Regions from separate parts of the Mus musculus genome. Here region 2 is linked to region 1. A link is a loop called in an ENCODE intact Hi-C map of the cell type or tissue named here. Cell type or tissue: heart. All regions are shown on one strand. Links, peaks and the distances in the headings refer to the core of each region. The heading gives the core; the rest is flanking DNA. Region 1 overlaps Exog (endo/exonuclease (5'-3'), endonuclease G-like). Region 2 has its middle 15 kb from the start of Scn5a.

Region 1 (15,801 bases), core at 3,442-11,441:
CCCCCGTCGCCTCACTGGTCTTCCCCTGTCGCCTGCAAGCTGACAGGTAACTAGCTACCCCTTATTAAGAACTCATCAACCTGCAAACTGTGTATTCCATCCTCAACCAATCCTCTCTCTGTTCCTGTATGAGGCTCCTCATTCTCAGGGATGACGGCAGATGAGGCTGTCCTGCTGAAGCACGGGAAGATGGGATGGGTCCCCACCTCATGCCCTATCTCCAAAGCCTTGACCCAGCCACATCCTACAGGCCTACAGGTCCCACCCTGGAGTGAATCACTACTGTCCTGGGGACCCGTTTCTATAGTGTACATAAATTTATTATTGGTTTTTATTTGGTTTCATTATTGTTACTGAGATAGGGTCTCTCTATGTTAGCAGGCACTGGCTGGTCTTGAACTTGCAGAGAGATACCTTGCCCGGAAACAAATAAGAACTTACATGAAATGGGCGCATGTACAATACCGGCTGCCGTGTAGGACGGACTGTGTACCGCCAGGCTCTCCCTTTTTGTCTCCACCACTGCTTTTTTTAAACAATCACACTGAAGGCCTGTTTGTTCAATCTGCAGCACAAAGCTGAAAGGCACAGCTAGCCTGGCAGTGTCGGCGAGATGAAACTGGACTACCATAAACGTGAACTCCTTTGAGGTGGGTAGAGATTGTACCAAGGAGCTGAACAGTTGGCGTATATAAAACTCCCTCTTGTGATCCACGCGCTGACATGTGGGTGTGTGGTGAGCTGCTGATTTGACGGCGGGTCAGTTGAAAGACCTGGAGCAGCTTGTTGGAGTGGGTTCCACTCGTACCACAGTATACGGTGAGAAAACTGGACTATGCTTCAGGGACCAGCCACTTCCTGGACTCAACGCGGCACATCCTGACTGCTTTACTGGGAAGAGCCCTGTACAAGCGTGTAAAGTCCGCTGCTCCCACGTCTTTGTGAGCTTCCTGCCCTGAAAGGACCTCAGGCAAAAGCTAGTATCAGCCAGGAAGGCGAGGGTGTCAGGGAACAGCCTGAAGCCCCGCCGGGGCTCATCACAATCAGTGTTCTTTTTAAATGACATATTCCGGGGCTGGCGAGGCTGCTCAGTGGGTGCACAAGTATCAAGACCCAAGAGCCAATTCCTCAGCACACGGAAGACCAGATGTGGCAACACATCTGTACACAGCATGCCTAAGGCAAAATACAAAGCAGAACCTCCAGAAACTTTCAAGCCGCCCAGTGCTTAGCCTGGTAAAATCAACAAGAGACTGCCTCAAGCGAAGCAGAAGGCAAGGGCTGACACCCGAGGTCAGCCTCTGATCTACACAACTCACAGGGTGGCATGCACGTCCTCACAGCTATACACAGGTGCATGCATACGCACCCATGCACTGACACACATGCATACATACACGCACACACACACACACATACACACACGAGGACTGGAGAGATGACTCAGTGGTTAAGAGCACTGGCTGCTGTCACAAAGAATCTAAGTTCAGTTCCCAGCACCCACATGGCCGCTCACAATATAGCTCCAGTCCCAGGAGACCTGTCCCTCCTAACCTCCTTGGGCACTAGGGATGTACATGGTACACAGACACACAGAAGCAAAACAACCACACACTTAAAATAATTTGTTAAAATGTCGACCCCGGCCTCATGACAGACCTCCAGAACCAAAACCTCAAGGAGTAGGTAAGGGATATATATTTTTTTTAAGTCAAATAGATGATACACTGCTCCGGATCAGGGGTTGCCAACCTTCCCAGTGCTGAGACCGTTCACACAGTACCTCGTGGTGTGGTGACCTCGGCCATGAAATTGTTTCGCTGCTACTTCATGACTGTAACATTGCTGTTATGTGTCATCCTGTCAATTTCTGTGTTTTCTGATGATCTTAGGCTACCCCTGTGAAAGGGTCTTCCAAATTTTCTTTTTCCAAACAGGATCTCGGTACACAGTCCGGCTTATATGGCCCATTTGCCTCTGCTTCCCAAGTGCTGGGATTATAGACTTGTACCAAACCTGGAAGAAATTTTGGTAATTTTTCTTTTTAGATTTGATAGCATATTTTGGAAACATGGAAGAATGTCCTTATTCATAGGCTGCATTAAGTTCAAGCATGAAAAGTGACCTGTCAGCTGGATGTGGTGGCGCATGCCTTTAATCCCAGCACTTGGGAGGCAGAGGCAGGCAGATTTCTGAGTTCGAGGCCGGCCTGGTCTACAGAGTTCTAGGACAGTCAGGGATACACAGAAAAACCCTGCCTTAAAAAAAAAAAAAAAAAAAAAAAAAAAAAAAAAAAAACCAGTGACCTGTCACGTCTCAACTTACTTTTGTAGTGGGTCAACAAATGAATTTTAACAGGTTTCGGGTAGAAAAGCGCCAACGAGACAAAACAGCGGGGAAGAGAATCACTACACGCAACAACACTTCTGTAGGCTTGACGTTTCTGAACATAAAGCTGAGGGAATGAAGCTACTAGCTTCCATGCAGTGAAAACATGAAACCTGCCTGGCAGATAACCTGGGTCTCCTGCCAAGCCACAGGCTCTAGCCTGACTGCGAGGCTGTGGCCGCCCAGCCTAGCTGACGCTTGTGGAGATGAGACCACACTGACCCCTAGAGGAACTCAGCTCTCAGACCAGAGCAAGCCTAACCCCACACTGGCAATGGCCATGACAGATTGCATTGTCCCCAATGATGTTCACGGCAAAGGGCAAAGCCCCCTGCTTGGCCTCCTCCCGTAGGCTGACCAATTTCTAAATGTGAGGCTTTGTGCAGGACAGCCATGCCCAGTGTGAGGCCAGCCTCATCAGCTCCACCAGGACAGGGCACGCGTGCTCAGGGGGACCCACGTATTACTTGTCACTGTGGCCAATCACCGGTCAGAAGCAACTTCGGGAAGGATTTATTTGATCCGACAGCGCTGGGATTCCAGTCCACTATGGTATGGGAGGCAGGGCAACAGGAACAGCAGTCTCCAGAGGTTTATATGTTTCTATGGCGGCAGACAGAAAGCAAAGCACACAGGCCCGAAGCGAGAGGGGGTTAACCTTCAAAGCCTGCTTCTACTGACCCACTTCCACCAGTCAGGCCTCCTCTCCCAAGAACTGCAGGGCTTTCACAGGTGCACAGGCTGTGGGTGCAGTTGGCAGGGCACATCCTACCCCTCACAAGCCGTTAACAGGAAGTCTGCCACAAACGGAGTGAGCTCAACAATACCCTCTCAGATGAGGCAGGGCGCACAGGTGACATGGAGGCACACAGGATCATGCCAGTGTCAGGCTGCAAACTGAGCACAGCTCTGCAGGAAGCCATTCCCTCAAGAGCAGACTGCCTCTCCTGCTGGGCACTCGTCAAAGGCCGAAGAGAAGGGTAGAGGTCTCTGCTGGTTAAGATGTAAGAGCAGAAATGGCAGCGCAGTTCAGGGGCTCGCATCCCTCTCCCTAACCTCTCTAACTTCCAGTAAGGCTTTTGCTGTATTCAGCTTTGGCCAACAGCCTTAGTCCAAAGACCAAAGAACTTGAAGACATCACTAGAAATGATGAAAGATTAAGAATTAAATCTCCCTCCCCGAGACAGGGACTTCCCACAGCAGAGCCAACCCAGCCTGGTCATTTCTTCAGACCAGGAACTGGAAGGGTGAATGGCCCAGAAGGCTCAGCCCAAGAACCTGAGGGAGCCCACTGAGGTGACGAACAGACAGTGACCCCACTCAGGTTTGACTGGCTACAACGTCTGCCTCTGACACATTTGATACTCAAGTATGGCCCAGGAATCTGCTGCACTGCAATCCAGAAAAACGGACAGTCACACTGAGGGGCCATTTTAAGTGTTTGTTTTGGGTCCTCTTAATGCAAATGTTCACAGGACAATTCAAGGATCAGTGTTATATGTCAATAGATATTTCACACATAAAATCTGAGATCGGGGCTCAAGAGCACTGGCTGCTCTTGCAGAGAACCCCGATTCAACTGCAGAGAATCCAGCATTCACACGGTGGCTCAGAACCATCTGGGATTCCATTTCCAGGGTATCCAATGAGCTCTTCTAACCTCTGTGGGCAACAGGCACTCGTGTGGTATGCACAGATGCAAACAGGCAAAACACTCATAAGAAATACAGATTCAATAAATAAATAAATAAATATGCAGTCAGGCGTGCTGTCTTTTTGGTTTGCTCTTATTTCTGTCTTACAATGGCCAGGTAGCATCTGCCATAAGAAATAAAATCCCAGGCTACAGAAACTTTCTGATACAGACAAGATTCTTCCTGAGTAGGGAGAGTGTGGGAAGCAACTCCAAAGCCAGCAGCAAGCCAGGCCAGCAGAGGAGAGCACGGCAACAGGAGGAGGAGCTCGGCTGCATAAACACATGGTGGGAACCTGGGGCACAGGCAGGAGGAGCCTCAGCCTCCTTCCCAGGGCTGCTGGAGAAACACTCAGGCCCCGCCATCACCTCTTTTCTGAGGAGAGAAAGTAACAGATTTTTTTTTCGGTCATGGTGACATTTTGGCTTTCTATCCTCAGAAGGACTGGCACAAGTTAATGGGGAAGAGGAAGGTACCGCAGAACGGAGCTAATCCGTCACTGTGTCCTACACCTGACAGTTTCTTTTTCTCCAAATGAAGGAGCAGAAGAGGGTCAGCCAGAGCCTTCTTGTCTTTATTGTAAAGTCATGCATTTCTATCGGAGGCAAACACAATGCCACAAAGATCACTCTCGTATTGCTTGGAGGACAGTGGCAGAGTGGCAGATTCAGACGAGTCCTTTTGCCCAGAAGCTTCTGGGCTGTGCGCATGGACTCAGGACAGCTCAAGATCTGTATAAACCAGTCTGGAGGTCAGCACAGACAGCAGCTGCTCTTTCCCCAGGCAATGAGCTGGTTCGGACCTTGGGCCCAGGCTATACCTACCTGTGGTGTGCTGGTCCAGCAGACAGCAGGACCAGAGGTACCCGGCGACTCTTGGCAAACACCTTTCTTGGGCTCCTTTAGAAAGGCCCCAATGAGGCAAGAAACATACTTATCTGGCACCATGTGATCCCTGGAGGGAACCACAGTCTCTGGTTAAACCCACAAAACATCTCCATCTTTCCAAGACCCACTGTTTTTTCCCACAGAAATGATGCGAGAAGAGACACACCCTTCTCACCAGGAGGGCTGTAGTGCCAGAAACAGCCGTGGATGCAGGTACGGACTGAGTTACATCCATCTAACTCTGTCTTGACTCTGAGGCACCCTGGATGACTTCTGTTGAATACCAATGGTAAAGATACAGAGTTCTCTGAGCCTCATCTTGCCCACAGGTAAGATGGGACAGCAGGGTTTGCACAGAGGAAGAACAGTCACTGGATTCTCCAACACAGACAGATGGGAGGACTTCAGGGTCATGAGGGAAGGAGCACGTGAGAGCAGAGTTTTAAAACCATCTCAGCCACCTCGGATCCCAGAGAAGGACGACACTGAGTTTTGAGCCCCGAGTCTTTGGAGGATTTTGGTCAGAATTCCATCATTTCTTGAAAATAAACCTGTTGGTCACAGGTGCTCAGTGCACACCGAGACAGACACTAGGACTGCTTTTCCAGCTGGGCGTCCTTTTGCTCCTTAGCCTTCAGTTCCTCCAGCTTTTTCTCATAGCGACTCAGGAAGTAATCGTCAGGTTCCACCCCTGAGCTCTTCAAAGCTTCCAGAACCTTCTCCAGTCTGGCCACAGACCGGGCTCCATCAATCTTCCTCGTGCTCAGGTACAGAGTGAATTCCTGGAAACCCAGGAGCTTGCAGGTGTCCACAGAGCAAATATTCCGGATGTCCCTGCTTCTATCCAGACGGGGGAAAAACACCAGACCTGACATCTTCTCCAGGTCATGGAGGCTCACCTGGAACTCGGATAACTGGGACTGGAACCCAATGGCTTTATTTGGCACCACAAAGGCCCCCAGCGCCAGCGGCTCCGTAGATTCCGGGCTTCTGCGAGCCAGGATCACCTTGTAAAGGTGCGAGGGGACGGCCACGTTGTCCTCACCAATCACCTAAAAACAGAGGAGTCCGATTAGCGCACTGGGCTGTGCCGACACTTCCCAGGTTTTGCTCCCACACCTCTGTAGATGCCATACAGGAAACGGCCTGTGAAAGGCCTCAGTGTAGCATTCAACCAACTGCCAAGGAAAAGGAAAGACATTCAAACAACTCGTAAGTACTGACCAGTTCTAACCAGTCTTTAAAATACTGTTACCTCTGTAAGCGGTGGCTCCAGGCTTTAATCCCAGGACCCTGGAGGAAAAAGCAGGTGGATCTCTGAGTTCAAGGCCAGCCTGGTCTACAGGGTGGCCAGGATAGCCAGGGCTACACAAAGAAACTCCGTCTCAAAAGGAGCAAAATAACGACAAAAAACCATAATGTTACCCCAAAGGGCAGGGGTCACAGTATGTCCACAGGACGGAGGACAAAGGGGTGCCACAAGCAAGCACTGAACTTCCAGTGGGAAAGGGGACTGTCATTTCCTCCTCATTGGCTAATCAGAACTCCTAACGCTCTAAACATAGAAGTCAGAACTGCTGGCTTCAGCACTCCCAGCTCTTACAGTAAAAACAGCCCAAACGCCCCAAGAAACAACAGACAGCCCTTGAAGCTGCAGCCAGACACAGTAGCAACAGAACTTTCTAGATGACCTCGATCGTCGCTCACATGCAACTGCTTTTGTTTAGTTCCAAATGCTCCTGGATTACCAAACATTGAACTTCTAAATTATGCCGTCAAATCAGACACTTTAGGAAAGTAGCCACACAATGAGGAAGGCAGAGGCAGAGAAACAAGCCGCTCTGTAGGTTGGCCGTATTAATGAAATAACAGGATTAAGAAGCCTCTTCAAATGTCCTTCCAATATGCTTAAAAGCCTCCATCTGTTGTCTAAAAAACAAAAGCGGGATGTCCATTTGCTTAATGGCCCCCGATAAAATGACAAGACCCAACTGGGCATGCTCGAAGTGCCCAGAGCAGGCCTTTGCTGCCGTCAGTCGGTTACTCTCCTGTCAGACAGTTCTAGCTGTAGATGAGATTCCCTGTCAGAAGCCCAAATAAGGCAGCGAGATGCAAGCCAAAAAAGAGGTTTTCCCTGATTTTTACAAACTCCTATCTGCATTGCACATAGCCCAGAATTCCATGGTCTGTCTGTCACACATTACCACAGCCAGCTACAGGACTTCAGGGAAGACCCTGCCACAGGATCTACAACAATGCCTTTGAACATACGGAAAGTGGTTGGTTGGTCAGGGCAGAGCAGGGCTTATGAAACCACACTGCTCACAGGTTCGAGATCTCGCTCCCAGGGGTGAGCTGTGCACGAGGACGTGAGACCATCGAAGCAAAGGGATGAGAAGGTAAGCTGGTGTTCACACTCGGGTCACAGAACCCCAGCAGATGCTCTGGGTCCCAGGCCTAGCACTGACCCGAAGCACGGTAAAAAGGTGGTGCAGCTAGGAATCCTGGCATCCAGGTGAAGGCAGGAGGGCCATAAGCTCTAGGCCATCCTTGGCTATACACTTAAGAGCTCGAGGCCAGCCCGGACTACGAATCTCATTACAAAGGAAAGAGGAGGGCACAAAACCCTGAAGCACACTATCTGCAGGAGAGCCGACTGCCACGGCATGTGGCCAGATACTGAAACATGATAAATAATAACAGTAAGGGCTCAGGAACCAAAACTAAGGACATAACTACGATGGAGCCACACTCAAAAGGCGGTAGGAAACGAGCTGCAAACATCCCACAGTGGCTGGTAAGCCAAGTCCTGGCACCACCTAGTGGGCTTTCCATGCCACTGCAACACAGCATGAAAACCCTGGGATCCTTCTATACCATTCTCTTGCCTATGTCTCTCTTGTGAGCTCCCTGTCCGCAAACAAATGGTCATTTTTCACAAATAACTACCTGGTCATCATACGGTATGACCATCAGAACTGCTAACCGAGTCCCCTCACTTCCAGGAAAAGTACCCATAACTGACACCCCACTTCCCGGCTTTACTTGCTTCCGTGCCGTTTTACAGTTTTGGGGTTTTAGACTCATGACAGTTTGAGGATTCCCAGTGCTGCAGTCCAGAGGGCATCAGGGATGCTGGGCACCAGCCTATCCCTCAGCTGTACATCAGTCCTTGACAGAGATCCAATTCACAGCCACAACATGTGACTCTTCTGGCCAAGACCTCCCCACGGGTAAATAGAAAACAAAATCTACTTTCATTTTCTGAGGAGCCTTGTCTGAGTTAGTCTACTTTTTTCTCAGCACACGCAAAAGACACTGTGCCTGCTTGAAAATTAAATAACCCAGTGTCTGTTCCTTAACTTTGGGACTTAGAGCCAGGCAGTGGTGGCGCAAGCCTTTAATCCCAGCACTTGGGAGGCAGAAGCAGGCGGATCTCTGAGTTTAAGGCCAGCTTGGTCTACAAAGTGAGTTCCAGGACAGCTATGGTCACCCAGAGAAACCCTGTCTCAAAACAAAACAAACAAACAAACAAAAACAACAAAAAACTTGAGACATAAATAATCTTAAAATAACTTAGGGTTCTTTTCCTTATAGGTAGCTCAGCAAAACACATAAGCATTTACTTTCAGGAAAGTTACCGCCAGACAATGTCCCTGGAACTCATGCACTGAAGCATGAGGCTGCTGACCAGACAGACACCTACTCAGGGTCCACTTTGTCATAAGCTATAACTTATGTCATAAACTATAACACAACCAGGCTCCTTTCCTCATTTCTAAAACAGCACCAGCAATCCCCAAATGCCCCTCACAGGACTGTACCGACAGCAGACTGATATGGTGAGACAGAGAGAGAGAGAGAGAGAGAGAGAGGGAGAGGGAGAGGGGAGGAGGAGGGAGAGGGGAAGAAGAGGGAAGGGGAGGGGAGGGGAGGGGAGGGGAGGGGAGGGGAGGGGAGGGGAGGGGAGGGGAGGGGAGGGGAGGGGAGGGGAGGATACCAACAGGCAGGAGATAATTGTGAGTTTGAGTTTGGGGCCATCCAGGGCTATATAGTGAGACCCTGATTCCAAAGGGGGTGCGGGTATGATGGTGCATAGTTATAATCCCAGAACCTTGAGGTGGGGGGAGGAGTAGCAGTTGAAGGCCAGCCTGGGCCATATGAGACCCTGCTCAAAACAACAACAACAAAAAAAGATTTCAAAATCATCAAGACCTATTTTTTAAAAAACCTATTTTTTGAAGTGGATGTCATTCAGAAGCCAGGTTTTGCAGTGGCAGAGTGGACACCGTGGGCTCCAGCAAGATTAGGGCGTTAGAGGTCAACATGGAGAAACGAAGTTCAACACAATGACCGCGGACAAAGGCTTGCCGTGGCTTAACAGGAACCAAGCTTTTAATATCAGTACATCAGCAACAAACCTTTTCACAGAAGATTTGGCATACAAGTGCTTTACAAAGGAGATCGCTGTCGCCATTAAAACACTCAGGAACCCTGAACCCTTGTCAAGGCTAACAAAAACTGGAAACTGACCGACTGGAAGTGAGTAGAAAATACAACACATATAACAGCTAGAAGATGGACTCCATGTAAGTTGGTCGTTTCCTAAACACTGGTCAGAGTGCCTCCTTCCTCCCCTCTCAGTGACAGAAACCCGGTACCCGTCATAGCTGCAAAGCCACCCCAGTTTCAGAAGAAGTTGGCAAAAAAGAATAGACTTAGCCTGCTGCTTGCAGTGTCATAGCTATCGTGTCTTGAGTGACGTTAAGATAAATGCATTTAGTGACAGACACCATGTCCAGTAAGACAAGGAGGAGAGGAAGAAAGTCAGACCAAAAATAAAATTGCCCAGACACACTGAGAGACCACGCCGTTAAATGGCAATTACATGGAAGAGAAAAAGAAAACAGGGTAGTTTGAAAACCATGGGATCCATGCACACCTACAAGGACGAGGGGGGGGGGGAGGAGGCACAGATGACACCCAGGAGGGGGAAGTCAACAGGAGTGTGTCGGTCAGCCCTGTGTCACTACAACTGTTCAAACGGAATAGAGCCTCCACCTGCAGGGAACTGCTCAGGAAGTAGGTAGATGCGGAAAGGGACAAACATTCCCTAGTTCTCAGGAAGACGATTCCTTTCCTACCAGGATGCCTCCAGACTCCTGGGCCAGGTTTCCAATTTTCTCCCTCCATGGGAGTAACTGGCAGAAATCTGGAGCTTCAGACACTGCTCGAGTTACCACCAGCACACTCCTTGGATCATTTACAACGTTCAAACCCAAATCTTCAGGTTTGCTTCCCTTATCTGGACTCTCTTTCGCAATGCGCACATCAGAGAAAGCACATGGATAGCCTCAGCTATACTAAGGGCGATTCTGATTCGAGCTGTCAGCTGACTCACTTCTGATAAAATCACTGCTACTCGCCCTCCCTGAGGGCCACATGCACTCAGTTCTAGGGTGCTATGATCCATCTCCCAGATCCTAGTGGACATCTCTGCCTGGCTGTAAGGAACCCTCCTGGCCCATTTTCTGCTATTTCTGCATGCTCGCAGATACTCCTTGCAACTGGCCTCCACTGAGAACGCCTTTCATTTCTGACAGACTCATGCTCTGTACTGGACACTCAGCTGTCCCTGTGGCACAGCCTCAAAGGACAATGCTCTGACAGAGTGAGCATCAGGTGTGGGAAAAGACAGAGCCAGGCTTGGACCTCGCCTCGTAACGAGGAGCTGTGTGACCTGGAGTTGACCTCTGCAACCCTCAGTTTTCCTGGGTGTAAAGGAACAGCCGCAACGTTTGGGTTGGTGAGGGTTGTAGCCTGATGCCCTCACGGCACACCAGTTCGTCTGCTTCACTTCTCCAGAGTCTACGCTCGCACACGCTCCGCACCTGCACAGCACCTAGGACGTCCCCCACGTTGGCTGTGTACGTTCTCCTGAGGGACAGAGCGCGTGCAGCTGAAAACAAGCAGCAGCCACGTGGCTCGGAATCATCGTGCCTAACTGCCAAGCACCACCCCAGAGCGGGGGCTCAGGCTCACACTGTTCCTTGAGAGGAACAGTCAGCTCTCGAGGGCTGTGCAATGTGCACTAAAATGCCTGACTGGAACTGATATCTCTAAAAGGTCCCGCATGCTGGAGAGCCGCCTGGATTCTGGCTGGACGTTCAGATCTCTGCACCAGGCCCCGGCCCTTCATCTCTTCAGCCTCCTCTGAATAAATGTGCTCACTGCTTCAGAACAGGCTGCCCCTCCCCTACTCTTCCAGTCTCATCTTTCCTCAAATGTGCTTTCCTTAGTGAGACTACAAGATTACACATGCGTATACATTTCCATACAAATACAAATACATTTGTGTGCATACAAATACATTTTTTTGCCCAATTAAATTGATTTTTTCTTTTATTGAAAATTATCTTTTTCTCACATAATGCATCCTGATTATGGTCCCCCACACACACTCCTCCCAGCTCCTCCCCACCTCCCTCACATCCAGATCCACCTCCTCTCTGTCTCTCATTGAAAACAAACGGGCTTCTAAGGGATACGAAGAAAAAAAATAAGATAAAACAAAACCAGCACATTAGAATAGGACAATGCAAGCATACAGAAGGAAGAGAGCCCAAGAGAAGGCACAGGAAGCAGACGCAGACTCACCCACACCTCCTGGAAGTGTCCCGCCTCCCCGCAGTCCCCACCCCACGGAATGCACAGAGCCATGATCTCTTAACATCGACTTCAGCTTCCCCCTCACTTTACCTAGGTCTCTGCGGTTGGGACTCCCCAGGTGACCAATCCTGCCTCCTCACCCTCCTCTCCCTCATCAACTGTCCATTACCATTCATTTTCTCTGTGGCCACCTTTACACTCTGTATGAGGAGCACCCAGAGCTTCCAGGTACACACTCAAGCTTGATTTAAATGCACTGAATAGCTGAGGTATGCCCCAGCTACTTGAGAGGTGAACTCCAAGGACTGTCTGATTCCAAGGCTTCCAGAACAACCAGGGCAACACACCAAAACTGTTCTAAGGAAATGACCATAGTGAGTGAGGGGGGGGGGAGCGGGGAGGGACGAGGAAGCTAAAGGACCCCGAGGATAACGCCTTCAGGAGCCTACTGATCTCTCTGTCTGAAAGGTAAGGGCTTAAATGACCTGAACCATCTCAACTAGAAAGTGAAAGCGCCCAGAGACAAAGTGGATCTCTGTGAATTTGAGCCCAGCCTGTTCTACAGAGTGAGTTCCAGGAAAACCAGGGCTTCGTGGAGAAGCCCCATCTCTAACCTCCCCACCCCTAAAAAAGAACTGAAAGTCAAAGCACATGACTACACTCTTAGAAACGGCACCGGCGGTTCTCTGCGCGCCCTTCGCCGTCCCCTGTGTCTGTCGTTTGTTGTACTTGTCTCTCAAGTGGCACCAACTTAATGACATAGAATTACATCTACTTCCCTACAAGCCCAAACACACACACACACACACACACACACACACACACACACACACACACAGAGGAAGGAAGGGAGGGAGGGAGGGAGGGAGGGAGGGAGGGAGGGAGGGAGGGAGGGAGGGAGGGAGGGAAGGAGAAAGCAATCAAGAATACCGCTTGAGGACTGTCACTTACAGGTGTGCACCACCCTCCCCCATGACAGCCCCTGAAGAAAGCTGAGCTAAAGCTCTGCTGTTCTAAACATCCACAGGCCCTAGACATTGAAGACCTGGAATGGTAAGGGCTCAGAAGCCCAGAAAATGAAGACCTAGGACAAGTAAGGCTTTAAGACGGAAACAAAAGCCAAGACCCTCACTCAAAACACACTTTCAGGAAGCCTGGCTGGCCTCATGCGTCTGATGACTGGGACGAAGGCTGACGGATCTCCAGAAACTCTTCAGGCTACTTGAACCTCTTGAGCACCATCCACTGATAAACTAACGGCCAAGTTCCATCACTGACAACATCACATGTGCCAGTGCAATGAAAACTGAGACCAGAGAACATCATCTTTGTATTTTTTCCATTTTGAACTTCAGACTTTGTAAATGGTCTAAGAACTCCATTATTCACCCAGTCCACCAACTGGTAACATTCTCCTTGATGCCTTTATCATTCTCCTTTCTGTTGTCCCTAAACTTATTTAAACTAAGTCACAGGCTCATTCCTTGATCCCCTAGGATGTACTGTCTAAGAACAGACATTCACTGACACAGTTACAGACCAACTACAAAAATCAGGAAATTGAGTAGCATCATCTATCTGGTCTCCAAACCCCAAGCATGGTCCACGTGTCCCACACACCGCCCCAGCAGCCCTGCTTTCTGCCTTCAAACCACACTGCAGACTTTTGTTTCCATGTCTGTGACCCCAGCCCAGCTGGTTCCCTGGCCTTTGTGTTCATGGCATGACCCCTTCTTTGAGAAAGCACGCAGTGTTTTATAATGTCCTCCCCTGGGTTCCACCTGCTATTTCCACACAACGGAATTGAACAATACCCTTTTTTGCAGAAACGGCATTTTTATCAGTAAGTCCCGTTACTAGAGGTAAGAGCGCTGGTCATTTGGTTTGGAAGTTAAAGTTATATTTCTCACCTCTCTGATCATTAAACGACTTATGGGATGATGGGCATAAGCCCTGCTCCTCACAGAACTCCTGCTACACTGGCATCCACTGATGACACCTGCTTGAATAGATTGTTACTGTGACGGCCACAAAATGATTCCAAAGTTTTCCACTCGTGACAACTCCACAGCTGTCAGTCAGGAGCGCCCTGGCCCCGTGGACTCACTCACTAGCGGTACCGATGTAACTCAGTTGGTTTACACTATATCTGGCTCTCATATTTAGTCACAGATACGGGAAGCCTGTGATTGTAGACTCAGGCGGCTTGACCCCACCACCTCCCAGCTCGCTCCCGTGTCCTTCTGATGATCCGTTTGTCTGAGTTCTTCCTTTCCTAGGGCACTCTGGAGGGAACCAGACACTTCTCTGGTGGGGGTGGGGGGGTGGGATATTTAACAAGAGGTGACTTTTAGAAGACAAGATCTGCCTGCCGATAGCTAAAAGCCTGTACCATTGCTTTGAAGCCCTCTTAGCACAAAGAACTTGGACACATGATTTTGTAAATTGTAGATTAGAAAATCATATCCAATAAGAAAAGCAATAAATAAAACGAATGTTTTCCACTATTGAATTGGAACAACACAGTAGCAAAAATAAAGCCCACCAGAATAAATAAATATAATGTACGCTTTGTTTATCTTTTGGGGTATTGTTATACTTTGTTATGTTGTTTGGTTCTGAGGGGTTTATTGTGTTAGGTCTTTGGTTGTTTTTTTTTTTTTTGAGAAAGAACTTAAACTTGGGTGTGTAGGGAGGGGAGATGATCTGAAAGGACTCAGGGGAGGAAGAGAATATGATCAAAATATGTTTAATTTTAAAAATTATCTTATACAATAAAAATATGTAGCAAGATGCTCTGAATTGAGTTAGTTCTTCCTTTATGCTGTGTAACATTTTATTACAGAGCAGGTTATTTACGTAAAGCTCTCAGTTTCACACACACAAAACATGAGTGAAACGTTTCAGATTTATGGGTCACCAGTCTTTCCTGGAGATGGGAGTAAGAGGATTTAGGCAAAGCCAAGAATAATTACATTTCCAAATTAAAATAACAGACAGCTTTAGGCACTTTCACTCTAAGATAATTTGGAAAAAAAAAAACCTAAAATTAAATGAACAAGTTGGTCAGAAGAGGAAGCTGTCTTTTGCTTCCTTTAGCACCTCTGAGAATGACTGAACTTCCCAACCCTGGAACCCACATGAAAGCAGTAGGCACAGACACGCACAGTACACCCAGACAGCAAGCACAGGCAAGTGCAAGCAGGCCCCACCCCACCCCACCCCACCCCACCACTGCTCCTGACCTTTCCAGCTGTTCCCTAGGCCTCCAATCACAGACTCTGGTGGCTTACTTAACCCAACTTGCATTCCCCAAACCGAGTGTCCCTCCCCTGCATGGCCACACAGTGCCACACTCCTGGCACAATGCTCAGGGTGCCTCTCCACAGAGATGCAGTCACACTCTTGGTAGAGCTGTCAGCCCTCTAAGGCGCTCCTCCGGAGAAGGTTCGAGAACACTGGAGCCTTCCAAGGCAGTAGGTACAATCTATCTCTACGTCACTGCAAGTTCTCATACACTTTGTCTATTCTCTATGGTCCCTAAGTGTTCCAGTGTCAGGAACGGAAAAAAAAGAGAGGGGCTGGTGGCTCTTATAGCGGTTAAGAGCACTGACTGTTCTTCCAGAGGTCCTGAGTTCAAATCCCAGCAACCACATGGTGGCTCACAACCATCTGTAATGGGGATCTGATGCCCTCTTCTGCTGTGTCTGAAGACAGCTACAGTGTACTCACATAAAAATAAAAATAAGGGGCTGGTGAGATGGCTCAGTGGGTAAGAGCACCCGACTGCTCTTCCGAAGGTCCAGAGTTCAAATCCCAGCAACCACATGGTGGCTCACAACCATCTGTAACATGATCTGACTCCCTCGTCTGGTGTGTCTGAAGACAGCTACAGTGTACTTACATATAATAATAAATAAATCTTTAAAAAAAATAAAAATAAAAATAAGCCGGGTGGTGGTGGCGGCGGCGCAAGCCTTTAATCCCAGCATTTGGGAGGCAGAGGCAGGTGGATCTGGTCTACAGAGTGAGTTCCAGGACAGCCAGGGCTACACAGAGAAACCCTGTCTCGAAAAAATAAAAATAAAATAAATAAAAATAAATCGAAAGAAAGAAGGAGGGAGGGAGGGAGGGAGGGAGGGAGGGAGGGAGGATGGAAGGAA
Region 2 (15,801 bases), core at 3,117-11,116, 120 kb before region 1:
GCCTGACATAAACTCACAGACCCTGCATAAGATAAACTGATCTAAGCCCCTGCCCTTCCCTGCCCCCGCCCCAAGCTCTGCGCTCTGCTTACTGCAGTAGACCAGCTAGTGGGCGAAGGACAGCACACGAGGCAGGTAAACTGAGGCAAAAGTTGGAGCCAGCTACACTAGTCGGTGCACTTCTGAAGTCAGAGCTTGTCTGTTTTCTCTGGTGTTCCCAGTGGGTCACTATGAAATCATGAAGAAGAGACATTCTCAGAGACAAATGGGCACCTCTAGACATGTGTACCTGACTTGGGGGTCTATAGGAAGTGGTTGCATGTTTCCTGCTTGACAATGGTCCCTCAGATAAAAGCAGACTTGTGTCTGTGAACCAGGATTAAAGGGGGGCGGTCAAACCAGCATTCCTCTTTGGCAGGGAGACATATTCCTGTCCTTGACTGTGAATCCCTGTTTCTTTCCCCCTTTCCCTCTCCTGACTGGGAATAAAGCAGAAGTTCGTTAGCCTGGGTGGGCAGCATCTGTTGACTATGTAATCTGGACTAGAAACTGAGAAGAGAGAGCAGCCTGCAAAATCAGTGGCATCCAGAAACCTCTCTAAGATGACAATGAAGTACGTTAACAACACACAAACTCTACATGGGCAAAACAAATCTGGGGACTGGAGAAATGGCTCAGCACGTACTGGCTGCTCTTCTGGAATACCCAGGTTCCATTCCCAGCTCCTGGATGGCAACTCACAACTGTCTGTAACTCCAGTTCCCGGAGATCCGATCTCCTTACACAGACATAGATACAGGCAAAAAGACCAATGTACATCAAATAAAAGTAAATAAATGACTTTTTAGAAACTAACGGATGAGAGGGCCAGTGAGATGGTTCAGAGCATAAAGCAATCGCTGCACAAATCTGATCACCTGAGTTCTCTCCCAGGAAACCCGGGAGAAGCAGGATGTAGAGAACCAACTCCACGAAGCTGTCCTCTGACCTCCACACATGCACTGTAGCACGGTGGCACCCACGCACGTCACATACACACCCACACACACTAGGAATAAATAAATTTAGAATTCTTTTGTGTATATGTACCACGTTGAATAAGAATGGAAAAATGGAAGCAGAACCAAGAGCAGAGGCAAAGAGAACTTTTTGGATGCTGGAGTGGGAGTCGATTTCCCCGAAGAGGGAGAAACGCTGGACTCCAGAATGAAGCTTCACAGTTCACTGTCAACGGATCAAGGTCTTTCCCCATCTCCTGGCAGGACCTTCATGTTAGAGAGGCGTTGTCAGCTCTAACCAGGAAGGACCTGCAGAGGGAGGGCACTGGCTCCACAGCTGAAGAGCTCTTCTGAGGAAAGCTTCCTTCCTGGCCATCCTCATGTTCCACGCCTGAGCTGAGTCCAGGGGAATCGGAGGGTCGAACTCCAGACGTTGCAGCCTTCATGAGAGGCATGGGGAGAGAAAGCAGGGTGGGTTCTGCTGAGGGAGGGGTCACCAGCATTTCGAGGTCTTTCCCCTCCGCTGAGTTCTCAGCGTGAGTGTGAAGTGCATGTTAAGAACCAGAGTTCTGGGGCTGGGGAGGTGGCTCAGCGGTTAAGAGCACTGGCTGCTTTTCCAGGGGTTCTGAGTTCAAATCCCAGCACCCACATGGTGGCTCACAACCATCTGTAATGGAATCAGATGCCCTCTTCCGGTGTGTCAGCAACAGCATACTCATATACATAAAATTAATTAGCTAATTAACTGAAAGAACCAGGCTTCTAGGGCTGGGGAGATAGCAAAGAGGGTTCTGTGCAAGTGTGGGGTTCTGGGTTCAATTCCTAGAAACCAGGTTAAAAAACATAATAAAGCAAATGCAGTGGTGTATATTTGTAAGCCCAAGGCTGGGCAGGCAGAGACTCACTAAGCAACCAGTTCCAGGCCAGTCAGACATTTGTCTCAAAACAACAGCAACAATTCTGAAAGGCAGATGGCTCATGAGGAACAACATCTGAGATTGTTCTGTAGCGCACACACACACACACACACACACACACACACACACACACACACAGAGAGAGAGAGGGGGGGGGTTCTGGCACCCAAAAGAATTATGGCATTCGGAGGTCTTACTAAAATCCCTCCCTTCCGGGATGGCTCCTGCCTCTAAGCTACAGATAGCCTATCCAGAGCTCAGATCCAGCAAGCTTCACCTAGAGAGCCAATACCGGACATCAGGGTGGTGCAGCCAGTGCCTTGTGTGGACTCTGTCCTGGCCCCACCTCGCACTCCATCTTCCAAAGCACCTGCTAGGGCAGTGTTTGGGGTTCTCAGAGCCAGAATCCTCACTTCTTAGCCCTTCTTATACCTCTTGAGTTAGCAAGGTGAAAGAAACAGAGACCCAAGACTGTTGCTATTCTCTCATCCTCGAGACGGCCCGAGCCAAGCAGAGCCGAGCCTCCACGGGAATGGAGAGAGAAAAGGACATAGAGGATTCACATAGGGCACACTGCAACGAATGAGGCAAGGAGCTAGCTGCCCACACAATGCCACGATTGAGCTCAAAAGCAGAACACACTAAAGAGTAGGGGTGGCTAAGAAAAGAATGGAATCTTGAACAATGCCCATTTATATAAATGAAAAGTTCAAACACACAAATGGCCAATAAACCATGAAAAAGTGCTCAGTTTCATTAGTCACCAGGGAAATGTCAATTAAACCACCATGTGAAACCTCTGCACACCCACTCAAGAGACTAAAGCAAAAAAAAAAAAAAAAAAAAAAAAAAAAAAAAAATTACAAGAATGCCCAGTGCTAGAGAACATAGATGAACCAGAGGCGTCACTGTAGTGGCGTGGATGCCAGCAGAACCAGTTTGGAAAACCAGCAACGTCTACAGAAGGTGGACACACTCTACCAAAGACCCGGCAACTCTCGTCGGGTTCAAGGGCACATGCGCTCACCTCAGTTCATGTCCCAGAATGTTCATAGCACGCTATTTATGCTAACCCTAAACTAGCAACCACTCAAACATCCATTAGCGGTACAATAGAGAAGAGCCAATGGGCTAGAACAAAGACAAAACAGCCACGTGGACGGACTGACAGATACATACTGAAAAATGAAACATAAAAGAGTTTGCAGTTTCTGATTCCTTTTTAAATACAAAGTCAAAGCAAGCAAACTCAAGGCCAGTGCGGTGGGTCCTCAGGGGAAAGGCATCAGCCAGCAACCTGAGTTTGTCCCTGGAATCCACATGAAGGTGGAAGGTGAGAGCCAGCCAACTCTAAAGTGTGCCACTGACCTGTGCAAGTGGGTCATGGCGTGGGCACCCACAGGCACACTCCATCTTCATCAATAAACATATTTAGAGCAAGCAGAACCAACAAGATGTTTGGGTAGGTAAAGACTCCTGCCTGCCACCAAGAATGGGAACCCGAGTTTAGGCCCCAGAACTCACATAGTGGAAAGGCAGAACTGACTCTTGCAAGTTATCCTCCGGCTTACAAACACAGACATTGACATATGCTCACGTGCGTGCACGCGCACACACACACACACACCACAAATGAAATGAGTAAATATGTAAAGAGGGAAAAAAACCAAACAAACAGGCAAATCAAATCTAGCCAAGAGAATTTGATGTCGTTAACCCTGGGGCTGGAAGTGGTGACATTAGAGCTGTTAAGGGAATTCTGGACTGTGGTATTGTTTAGTCTCCACGTGCTGGTTATAAAGATTTGTTTGAGGGAGCCCTAATATTAAACATTTAAGACACGTGTACTTTCCTATGTGCAGGTTTGATAGAAGGGAGGGGACACAAAAAAACAAGAGCCTAGAGCAGTCAGAGATAAACCAGATGCCCGGAGCATGCGCCCTAGGGTGTGGACACCTCTTTACAGCATGTACTTCCCTGGGAACTCCCCTTTCTATCAGGAAGGATGCTTGGTGAATAGGGACAGCAGTGGGCTGGTGGAAACAGGGGAAAGAAGGGAAGCCCTTAGTTGGTTACTATTCTTATTAATCTGACACCCAGAGGACGTACTTCTGGGCATGTCTGACAGAATTCCTAGAAAGATCTACCCTAGATGTAGACAGCATTCTTGCATGGGGGTTGGGGGAGGGTCCTGCAGTGAATAAAAAGAAGAGAGCAAGCTGAACACCAGCCTCACCCGTCTCTGCTTCCTGACTGTGGGTGCAATGTGATCAGCCACCTTACGCCCCTGCCTGGGCCTTCCTTCCGCCATGGCCAGAATAAACCCCCTTCCTGAAGTTGCTTCTGTCTGGTGTTTTGTGTTTGGCTTTGGCAATGAGACAAGAAATCGACACAGTCATAGGAGAGAGCAGTCTCAGAGCCGGGAAAGACAATGTGTCTAATTCAACTTTGAACCTGGGGAGGGGGGGAGGACGGAATAAGAATGAAAAGAAAAACCTTCCCTGCCTCTAGCTGCTCTGTGCATATTCCTCGTTTACAAAATAGAGCCTGACAAAGAGGTACCCTGGATCTGGCAGGATTTCATAGTGATGATGGTACCGAATACTCTAGATGCCTGCTGCCCTTTCTCGCACTGTGCATCCTGTCTCAGAGTCCCAGTTGTGTGTTCATGATTGAATCTCCAGTGGGTATGGGTTTTCATTTCTCCTTTCACAAGCTTTACACACACACACACACACATACACACACACACACACACACACACACACACACACACACACACGGGGGGGTGGGGGGAGGAAAGGAGCTTAAGCCTAGTGTATTGATGCTCTGTGTAGCCCACCGCTCTGGTCAACATCCCCCGGCAGAGCACTGAGGAGAAAGGATTAGAACTGCTCAGAATAAAGAGTAAGGAGGACTTTCCCTCTAAGTCCCAGTACCTTTACTTTCAGCCTCTCTCCATTCAGAAAGGCCATTTACAGGTCTGAATCTGAATTCTGAATCCGGAGGCTGGTGGTTAAAGATTCAGGGGAGGGTGGGTCCTCTGGTCTTTGATTTGCCTCCTGCCTGATGGGTGTGGGCTTCAGCTGGGCTAAGGTGAGTCCCACAGGGGGAGATCTGCAACGGGATCGTTGGATGCACTTCTCATGTTGACCACTAGTGGGAGCTGCTGGCCAACCTCAGGCCTGACAGGAGCTAGAGGCCAGCCGCTGAGTGGTAATGTGGTTCCTCTGTCAGACCCTCCCGAGTTCATCCCATTCAGAGTCTGGAACAACACTGTATACTGACTTTTTATATATCCTCCAAGGCGTCAGAAATTCCTGGAGCCCCACACTCAAGTCTCAAATGGACAACACCACTGGCCCACAGCCACCTCTTCAAAATCCCAATAAAGAAGTTGCTGGGCAGACCATGATGGTACATACCGTTTCAGGACTTGTGAGGCAAAGACAGGCAGGTCGCTGTAAACTTAAGACCAGCCTGATCCATACAGCAAATTCCAGGTGACCCAGAGATACATGGTGAGACTCTGTCTCAAAACAAAACAAGTCTGCCTCTGGTATGTGTGTGCTCACATGCGTGTGTGCGTGAGCATGCGTGTGTGCATGCTTGCGAGTGTATGTGTGCACATGAGTGTGGGTATGTGTGAGTGTGTGTGCGCTCTGTGTGTGCGTGCGCGCGCTCTGTGTGTGTGTGTGTGTATGTACGCGCGCGCGCATGTGTGTGTGTAAGCACGCGTGCAAGTACATGTATGACCCATGCATATCCTGGCTCCCAAACCCAGAACCCCAGCACCCTTTGAAAGCCAGCACCAGCTTTACCTTCCCAGAGTGTGTGTTTCTAGCAGCCTGACAACGCTGCCGAGAAGGATAACTCCCGGGGAAAAGGACAAAGTGTGTGTGTGTGTGTGTGTGTGTGTGTGTGTGTGTGTGTGTACTTCTGTGTTCCTGCGATAGCCCTAGACTCTGAGGCGCTGTCCTTCACAATAGCCAATGGAAGTAGCCTCTCGTGTTTAACTATGGGAGATGTACTCCCACTGGCCCCGTGCCTTTCCCTTGTGGGTCTGGCTGTCGGTATGCGAATGTATGAATCTGTACCTACATGTACACGGCTGTCTGTCCAAGTGTATGAGTGTTCCGGACAGTATCCTTGTTGGACAGTCCTGTCAGTGTAGGACTTGGTATCCCTCTGTGGTTCAACTAAAAGGCTGAACACAGCTCACAAGGTGAGTGTACGGAGATGCTCGTGTCTATGGGTTTGCTGCTTGTGTTTAATACAGAGTCTGGCGGTGTGTTTGATTTCAGTCTGCTCTCATGTGTCAGCATGTCCACATAAAAATCTGCAATGCATGGGTTTCTGTACTGTCATTGTGTCTCTAGAAATGTGGTTCTAAGTGTCCCGGTGTCAGTGTGTCAATGGATGTGTCTCTAAGTCACGTGGTATCATTAGGTTTATCAGTATGTGTTCCTCAATGCCAGCGTATGTCAATGGTGGCTAATGTTCATGTGCATATCTGTGCGTCGGTGTCTGTATCCCTGTGTGCATGTGTGTCAGTGTGTCTCAGCATGGATGTCAGGTCATGCCCATGTCCATGCACGTGGATAAATGAGGTGTCTGGGGTAGGGTCCCCAGATCATCGAGGAGGGGTGTGTCTGTATACTCTGGTTTGGGCAGTGTGTGTGCCAACGTTTGTCCGTGTGTGCCGGTCCAGGTCTGCGTGGGTGGCTCTCTGTAGCGAGGCGTCCGCAGGTCGGCGTGCGTCCGCTTGTCTGTCTGTCCGTGTCCGCGTGGGCGGCCGTCTCCAGCAGGGCGCGCCCGGGGTCAGAGTGGTGGGCGTGCGCCCCGCCGGGCAGGGTGGCTCTCCTCGCGAGCCAGGCGGGCGCAGCGCCACGTGCGGAGCCCCGGGCGCGTCGCTCTGGGGCGGAGCCAGCCCGGGGCCCCGGAGCCCCAGGCCGAGCCCAGGCGGGGCCCGCCCCCGACCCCGCCCCCAGCCCGAGCCCGCGCCGCCCGCCGAGCCCGGGAGCCCGAGCGGAGCGGCGGAGCCGAGACGGCGGCGGCGCCCGTGGGATGTGGGGATCGCGCCCCCGGGGCCGCTGAGCCTGCGCCCGCTGCCCCAAGCCCTACGCCGAACCGAGCCCGCGCCGCGCTGCAGCCGCCCACCCCTAGGCGCGGGCCGGGGACTAGCAGGTGAGCGATCATCCCCCGTGTCCCGCAGTCCCCCGCTCCCCTCTGTCCGCCGCCGCCGCCCAACTTTCCTCCCCGATGGCCCGGAGCCCCCCGGCCGGGTCCCCAGCCCCCGCAGCCACTATCCCCGAGGGGGGAGGGGCGGGAGAGGCGCAGGTGGCCCGGGCCGGGGTTCCCCTGGTCCTCTCTGATCGCCGCGGGTCTCCTCCCGTCCCCTCTCCTTCCGGGTTCCCCGTGCGCTGTCGAGGGCCGGGGGATGGGGAGATTCGGCCCCGGCTCCGGGACCATCGCTGGCGCAGGCTCGCCGAGGGGCTGAGATTGGGACCCGGATTCCCGAGGCCGGAGACCCCAAGGTCAGAGCAGCGACAAGGCGCGCGGAGAATGTAGCTCTTGAGAGCTGGGGGTGAAAGGGCTGAGCGGGCACTGACCAGGGCTAGGGAGCAGGCCGAGCGCTTCTTTTCCCTGGGCCCCGGGGGTGGAGGAACCAGGCACCTGGGCTATGCCCTGGGTTAGACGAGATCTCTGCACCCTAGGAAGGAATCTGTGCGCTCTATTGGGGGTCAGATCTGCGAGTGTGCCTTGTCTTTGGGAGCTCCCACCACGCCAAGATCTTGGTGCCCTGTTGTCGCCTTGAAGCGGTCGCATCTCCTCCTGTGTCTATGCGCTCTGAGAGGGGAGAGGTCTCTGGACATGGAAATTCGGGAGAATTCTCTGCCCTCCTTGCTTTGACCTGTACAGACTCGCGCACCCGGACAGGAGAGAGAGGAGGTCCCGGACCTCTGCGGTATTTGATCGTCTTTGGAGGTGCCCTGAGAGGAAGTGAAGGTGCCTAGCTTTGTCTGAGTATTGGTGGGGACAGTGACATGGTGGGGACTAGCAGCCTTGGTGCTCATGATGGGAGGAAATGCTCAGGATGCGGCCTGGCTGTAGGCAGGCCTTCCAAACACCTGTTGGAGGGCAGCTTACAAAGATCAGCCATGGAACTCACTCTTGTCTCCGTAGCGACTTCAGTCTAGTGGGACCGTGGGATCAGTGTGCCCTTGGGACCCTGAGCTGCCCCTTACAGCTGTGACCCCCATGCACCATCTAGAGAGGCACAGAACAGGACCTCCATGAACCCCAGACCTTCTGTAGATTCACTGTCTTTCAGAACTAAGGCCCCGGCGCAGCCCAGCCCTCGACCACCCCTCCACTTCTCTACCTGTCCCTTCCCACTTAGAGTTGGCTGTGTGCACAGAAAAGATGGTAATACAGAGGAGAGTGAACTAAAGGCGGGACAGGCTGCTGCCGCAGAAGCAAGAGACAGCTGGGACATGGGACACTAACTAGGTCTTTGCTAGAATGTTGAAGGTTCTGAAACTTTCACTACCACCACATGTAATGAGGCCCATGGGGGGTCAAGAACTTATCCAAGGTCACACAGAATCATTGGACTGGGGAGAACTCTCAGGGTAAAAGTCCCTTGGAATCTATTTCTTGGGGGCCAAATTGGCCCAGAACTGACCAAAGAAGGTCTAAATAGAGAGAGAAGAGTGGCCTCAGGTGCTAAGAACCCATTTTCAAAGCCTGGTGTAGCATAGACAGCTGTCATCCTCTAGAGAGCCTAGTCCCTGTGTGTGGTGGCCATCAGAGCTCCTCTGGAAGAATTCCAGGGTTGACTCACTTGGCATGAAGAGCAAGCATGGAAGAACAGTGGGAAGTACCAGAGACAGCTGGGGATGGGGGAGTGGAGGAGGCTGGTGCCCAGGCAATCCACAAAGAAGAGACTCCTAGGGGCAACCTGCAGCAGTGAAAAAACCACAGTTCCTTTCACAGGAGACGCGTTCCTGTCCTTGAGAAAGCTTTTGGAAGAGTGCAATGGCAGAGGTGTCTCCCCAGAAACACAGAAGAGGTCGCAGTTTTGATTAAGAGAGTCAAGAGTATTGTTCTAGCCAGATATCCTTCCGTCTGGGTTTTGAAGCATGAACAGGAGTTTTCCTGGTGAGGATAGTGTAGTTCAGTCATCAACCAATCAGTACAAAATACAGAGGGATAAACCAACAGTTAGTTGAGCGATCCATTGGGTCCCATGTTGTGAGGAGAAGCGGAGGCCACAGTCACGGGGGGGGGGGGTGGGGACGACGTTTGCAAGCTCTTCTTGTGAATTGGGAATTTATCCTCAGTAATGGTTCTAAAAATAACTAAAAGGCACTGAGTGCTTTCCATAGACCAGACCTCACCAGGCACTTCGTAGGGTTCATCTCCCAGAGCGTCCCGCATCAGCCCACAGTGGGGACCTCAGTCACAACCATTCTGCAGATGATGAAGCTAAGGGCCGGGAAGGGAGAGCAGCTGGGTCATAGCACGCGTCTCCCAAGTAGCTGGACTCTGCTGTAGATAGGGCCTGTGCAGACTTAGAAAGCCCTTCAGCTGAGGGGGTGCACCAGGCAGGCCACTGGTGACACCCTGTGGTGTCCTCTGCTGAGAAACCTGCCAGTATGCCACCTATGCCTTTCAGGGCACCCAAAGCTACCCATGCTTTACCCTGTGTATACAGTGAGGGGCATGGGTGGGTGAAGTCTGGTGGTCAAGTTTGGTGTGAGCAATTTGACTTCAATTGGGCATTAGAGGGAAGGATCTGGGAAGGAAGCTTCCCGAAGGAGATGGGGCTGAGGTAGATGCTGCAGAAGGGCAGCCTGGGCTGTTCATTGGAACCAGGGCTGCCTGGCCACCGGAACATCACTCACCCGGGAAGCTTTACATAAAAACATCTGCTTGAAGCTCCGCCCCCAGGCATGCTAATTCTCTCTCGGTTCTGGGGCGGAGCAGGCAGTGTCCTTCTGAAAACAGAAGACAGGTGGTTCTGATGGTGTTAGAGGCTGGAGCCAGATGCTCAGAGACACTGGACAGCCTGGTCAACAGGGAAGCCAGGAGGGTAGGTGGTACTGACCAGAGGCAGAAAGGGCCCCTCCCCCAGGAAGGGGAAATCCCCCATTTCTGCTGAGAGATTTTTAGAAGGTACCGTCTGCGCTGTTCATGGACAGATGAACAAGAATGAATAATTTAGAGAGAAGTGCCCATTAGATTGAGCCGCAGTGAGGGCACCGGTGACCTCTTCAAGAGAAACGGCACTCTCTGAGCCCACGGGATGTGGTGCCCCGCGTGGATGGGTTCTGGTGAATGAACACACTTGGGCAGGCGAGCTGGTTTGGAGTGGGTTAAGGCACGAGCAGGAGATGACTTGGGGGAGCATGGGTGGACAGCCTTCTCGGGGGTCTGACGGCTGGAGAGGGAGAGGGGGCCTGTGAGGGATGGGTCCATTCTGGCTTTAGGTAGAACCTGAGTAGATGCTGTCAACTAGGCAGTCCTGCGGTGCATCATGGGCAAGGGCTTAGGAAAAACATCTCGAGTGAAGGACCAGAAGCCTGTGGCTCAAAACTGCACCTGAGAGGTACACACATCACAGTTTGCCCATTGGGCCGGTCAGGGAGGCCAGGGTGAGGTGACCTCTGCAAGGAAGGTCATGGCGGGAACTGATTCCCGCCTCTGCGTGCCGAGTGGGTCCTTCCTCTGGGGAGAAAAGGGAATCCCCAAAGCTGTATTTAGAGACAAGAGGCAGGATGGGCTTGCCTAGAGCAGGTGTCCATGGTGACAGAATTTGGACAAGAGAGGCTGGAACCAAAGTGCCACAGCTAAAAGCAGGTGGGGTGGATGGGGGCAGAGAAAGAAGAGAAGAGAAGACACAGAAGGAGGCTGGACATTTGGGGAGCAGGGCAGCTGTAGGAATGCCTGGGTCTGATAACCACCCTGTCTGCCAGGCCAGGCTAATCACACACCGAGTTCAGAAGCAGTAGAGCCCAGCCTGGAAGGTGGGGTGGGCAGCATAGAGTGAGTGTTCAGCATCTACTCTGTGCTGTGGAGGGTTCTAAGTATCCAAGAGAGGCACAGCGGCTGTGAAGTTTGCATAGTCGTGGGGAGAGAGACTGTATACCACGGAACAGGGAGAGTATAATTTTAGGTAGTGGCAAATGCAGTGGAAGGGTGAACGGGGATTCCTGGTGAGGGACAGTGAGTCCCGCGTAGCCTGGCTGAACCGGGAGCTTCTGAAGGAGGCAGCTAGCTGATCGGGACTTGAATAGCAAGAAACATGTAGGGAGAGACTACTAAAGAGAAAGCTGTCTGTGCAAAGGCCCTGCGGCAGAAACTAGCTCAAGGATGTCTACTGTGGCCAGAGCAGAGGGCTAGGGATGGGAATGGAGAGAAGGCAGGTCTCTGTTCTAGCCCCGCCCCCTCAGTGGACTGCCCCTTCTGTGTGCCTACACCACTCTCCTTGGGCTGGCGCTGGCAGCAGTTCTTGGGAATGAAGCTATTTTTAGATACGACTCTCCTCTCCTGTGGGCCCAGAACATACCGTGTCTTTTAAAGATGATCAATATGTGCTGGCACTATTTATAGAGACCCTATGTCAACTCCTGGGGCCTGGGACCCCCCAGACGTTGGGGATAGGCATCACAATACAACCTTAAGGATATTGACATAGATTCTTTAATCCAGTCCTCAGTCTATCTTCTACTCTTGAAGGGTACTGAGGACCTTGGAGCCTGCCTATTACCCCTGGGCCAGAAAGACCTGTCCAGGACAGATAGAAGACAAGCTTAGAATGGAGGTCCACACTCCCCTATGGAGAGTTGGTCAATGTGCAACAGCGGGAAGCCTGCCTGGTGGAGACAGGCCTGGAGGCTACTGGGGGGGAGGCTGCAAGGGAGGGCTGGGCTTGGTTCTCCTGGCCTGTAGTTGGCATTGCTCGGTAAGGAGAGGTGTTTATGCTCTGAGTCCTTTTTCTCTTCTCTTCAGTCTCATTAAGTCTCCCAGGGAGTCAGTGGAAAGTGGAGTCCCTCAAGGGGTGTTTGCTGATGGCAGGGGTGGAGCTGTTCTTACAGCGTCTGCGTGGCCCTGTGTTTCTCTTGCCCACTCAGAGAGCCCTGTGTACTGAGTACCAATGACTGCTCTTACACCCCTGGAGCCAGGGACAGCTCTGGCTACCCTGGGGTCTTAGAGCCACCCAGGCAGGCTTTAGCTGGTCAGGACTTTGGGCCTGGATGTCACTTTGTGAACAGTGGAGGCTCATCTTGGATAGGGAAGGTAGAAAACACCTCTCCAGCAGGGATGGAGTCTTGAAAGGCCCTGGCTTTGGAGGTGGTTTTCAAAGAGATTATAAGGCAGGCAGAGGCAGCCTGATAGCTTAGGCACCAGAGCAGTGTGTAGACTGCACCTGAAGCAGACTGGGTGGAGAGGGCTGATCTCAGAGCAAGGGTACCCTGCCAAGGGAGAAACTAGTCTCAACAGGGAGTCCCTCTGCCTGGCATTAGAACCCAGTCTTGTTGATCCAAGCAAGGGACTAAGACCAACCTCTTGGGCTACCCAGCTAAGCTAGGAAGCCCAGCTTATTTCTTCCTTGGCCAAGGCCCCACCCAGGGGTCATCAGTTGACACAGAAGTGCAGGGAAGTCGAAGGACTGAGGCCTGCCCACACAGCCAGAGACCCGAACGGAAGGCGGCCCAGGCACCCAGCGCCCACCCCACAGAGCGCTTGGGTCGGATGCAGCACAGACTGCCAGTTAAATAAAGAGACAGCTAGTTGCCAACAGCACTGGAAACCCAGGGAAAGCCCCCACTCGCTCACTGAGCCCGAGTGCCGATTAGATGTATAATTGCTGAGCTTCCGTTTCAGAATCTGTCCAAGGCAAGGAGACGAGAAAGAAAAGAAAAAAAAAAAAAAAAAAACCTTCCAAAGGAGCTACCACCGCCTACCATTCCCAGAGAGAGCAGATGTGGGGCACATTCTTGTCCTCGCCTTTATCTGTGCCCACTTGGGTCACTTCTAGCCTTAGTGCATAGGTAGTTTACTGTGTACTCACCACAGCTTGCCTAAAACAGCCCTCATGTTTTTGTGATGCTCTCCAAGAGGCCCCACGACTGTGCTAGGCATTAAGCAGCTGACTGAAAGGGTCAGAGAATGTCTTAGTTGGGTGGCAGTACATGCCTAACTGTACACACTTGAAGAGTGTGTTTCTTGAGTTTAAATTGTCCTTCAGTTGAGAAGTGCACTGAGTGCAGTATACGGTTGTAGTATGGCCTGGATGCCTTTGTGGCACAGATTCCTTGTCTCTGTGAGTTAGTCCCTCTCCCTCTGGGCAGTAAGACACCCCAGAGGGAGAGACTCTTGGGTTTCCCTGGGGGTATGAATAGCTCCTCCGATGTACACAGTAGGTGCCCCATAAATTCCTCGGTTGCCATAGCATCCATACACAGTTCCCCTGTGAAGGCTTTTTCAGCTCAGGTATCAGAAAGATGAGTTGGAAGACACTGGACTGGGCAGAGTCAGGATGCTGGTGGCTGTCTTCTCGCAGTGTGCACTTTGAGGGTCTGCAGGAGCTCATGCAGGGCACTGTGTGTGTGTGTGTGTGTGTCGGGGGGGTGGGTATTGTTCAGAGTCTGGGATAGATGGCCCCTTTGTGACTAAGCCAGTCCTCTAACCCTGTCCCTTTGTGGTCACAGGGTGTTAGGTTTTCCAATTACCTGCCCTGGAGATCCGGGGCTGGACAGTGTTGGGCCCTTGGAGAATAGCAAGCACACCAACACCTGTCTTAGAGATTCTGTGTGCATGGGCCTATGAGAAGGCTGACAGGGAAGGCTGGGCACGGCGGTAGGGTGCTGGGTTCACAGGGTGCTGCACAGAGTGTGTGTGTGTGTGTGTGTGTGTGTGTGTGTGTGTTTAGGGGGATCCTGCAGATTCTGTGTTTCCACATACCTAGCATCTAGATACAAGCCAGTACTAGAGAGTGGAGGAACCATTGCTCCGTGCTTTCTGTGGGGGAGGAGGGAAAGAAAAGGACAAGGTTTAGAAGAGGAACTCCTGGTTTGTCTTTGTGGGTGAATCCAAGGTAGGACCAGATGAGCCAGACCCCAACGCAGCCCAGTTCTATCCCTGACTGGGAATTCACTTCTGTGGAACTAACGCGGATGGGGTTTTCCTGTCAACAGAATTAGCTGGGTGTTGGAATAAATGAGATGCAAATGTGTGCAAATTAGGGCCTCCCCAGAAGCTGGGGTGGGCGTGTTCTCCTCGGGAGGGATGGGGGTGATTGGGCAGGCCTTCCCCGAGATTTCAGGAGGTGAGGGGAAGCGGTTCCGACCTGCCCCGCTCCTCCTCGGGGTTGGACTAGACAGGGTTAAAGCCTCTGCTGCAGCCTCAAAGGAGCGACCCAGCAGGGAGCAGGTTAGCTGAGGCTCGGGTGCAAGGACGTGTCAATGTGCCTTTGATCTGGGAACAGGGACCTCTGAATGCAGAGGCCGGGGCACCAGCTGGCACCCCCGTGGAGCCTTTGTCCGAACAGTTATCCTAGAGAGCTGGGATTGTACAGATAATTGCCTGGGCAGGAGGGATGGTGTGAACACTCTGTGGGCCCCACCCCCTCCCCCATTACCCCCACCTGTGGCTTTAGCTTCCGTGGCCACCCATAACCACCGCCAGAAACCAGGTGGCTACTTTCTGGTCTACCAATACAAGTCTGTTTTCAATCGCTTCTGTAGCTCCGGCCCTACCTCCAGAGGCCTGATGCCAGGGCAGGTGGGGCCATAGTAGATTCACTTTGCTAAGTATCGATCTCCAACCAAACTGGACAGGATCCCTGGATGCCAGCCACAGATCTCAGGGGTCTCTGGTAGTTACATTTTTTTGTGTAAAGTAAAAAGAAACGAGAAGTTATTTTAACATGTTTCTTTTGACCCAGTATTTTATCAAATTAAATATGCATTTAACGGTAATCAACATTAGAAAGGATCAACAGAAGGGTCAGCATTCTTTACCTCCTAAGCCTGCGCCATGGGTCACACACAGGGTCTGTCCGCTGTAGCCCTGTCCTCAGCCCTTAGAGCCACACACAGCGAGTGAGTGACTGTTGGGCAGCGCCAGAACCAAGAGGAAAACTGCCAGAGAGTCACTTCTGTCAGAGGAAGTGCCAACGCTGGGCACAGGCAGAAACCGGCCAAGTTTCCTTAGGCACATCCACCCAGCCTCCTGGGGTGAATCGGCCCTCTTTACACACACTCAGTCCCACTGATGTCCTTTCTCTTAGTCCTGCCCAAAGGTGAAAGAGACGGGTAGTGCAGTGGTTAGGAGCTTCCTAATGTCCGAGTATCAGATTTCTCACCTGGGAAGAAAGGATAATGCCCTCCCCGCTTCGTGGGATTGTAGCAAGGATAAAACACCATGCTCCAAAACTGCAGACACTGCTGAACATGTGCACGCAACACACACACACACACACACACACACACACACACACACACATGCACAATGACAGGCTCATAAAGAACATGAGACAACTCTGGCATGGCACCCCCATGACCCCATGACACCACCCCTGCCCCGAAGGAGCCAGAGTCAAGGTGTGGCTTCTTGACTAGACAGCATTTGTCCCTTCACCCATCCAGCTCATTCTGCTCTGCTCCGAGAGCTCGAGAGATGCTGGGGTGGGAGGTGTATGTAGAAACGAGTTCTCTGCCAGGTGATGTAAGTACTCAGGTACCAGGGACTGGACAGGAGAGAGACAGGCAGGGTGGTCTGGTGTGGAAGGATCTGAGCCGGGTCTCTGTGTGAACAATAACTTGTTGTGTAACTGTACACAATGATGGTGGGCCACACAGGGGACCATGGTCTCT

The links. Peaks named below come from ENCODE experiments on the same cell type or tissue, not always from the same donor. Only the 100,000 strongest peaks of a DNase experiment are listed, where the experiment ranks them.
Region 2: it touches region 1 in a loop (6-fold over the local background); 32 of 42 quality-filtered maps call a loop at or near these places.

The regions. Positions count from the first base shown.
Region 1 is chr9:119,452,596-119,468,396 of GRCm38, reverse strand. It overlaps Exog (endo/exonuclease (5'-3'), endonuclease G-like), which reads right to left. Exons shown (of 6, transcript NM_172456.4): 6 at 2,879-6,021. The coding sequence ends at 5,560. Among named protein-coding and RNA genes, the nearest start is that of Exog, 16 kb to the right of the region's middle. In heart, for the core only: no CTCF peak of the experiment used is centred there; DNase peaks (open chromatin) are centred at 7,896 and 11,005; H3K27ac peaks cover 279 bases.
Region 2 is chr9:119,570,150-119,585,950 of GRCm38, reverse strand. It overlaps a transcript of Scn5a not described here. Among named protein-coding and RNA genes, the nearest start is that of Scn5a, 15 kb to the right of the region's middle. In heart, for the core only: no CTCF peak of the experiment used is centred there; DNase peaks (open chromatin) are centred at 5,080, 6,790 and 8,740; H3K4me3 peaks cover 2,576 bases; H3K27ac peaks cover 1,854 bases; H3K27me3 peaks cover 7,452 bases.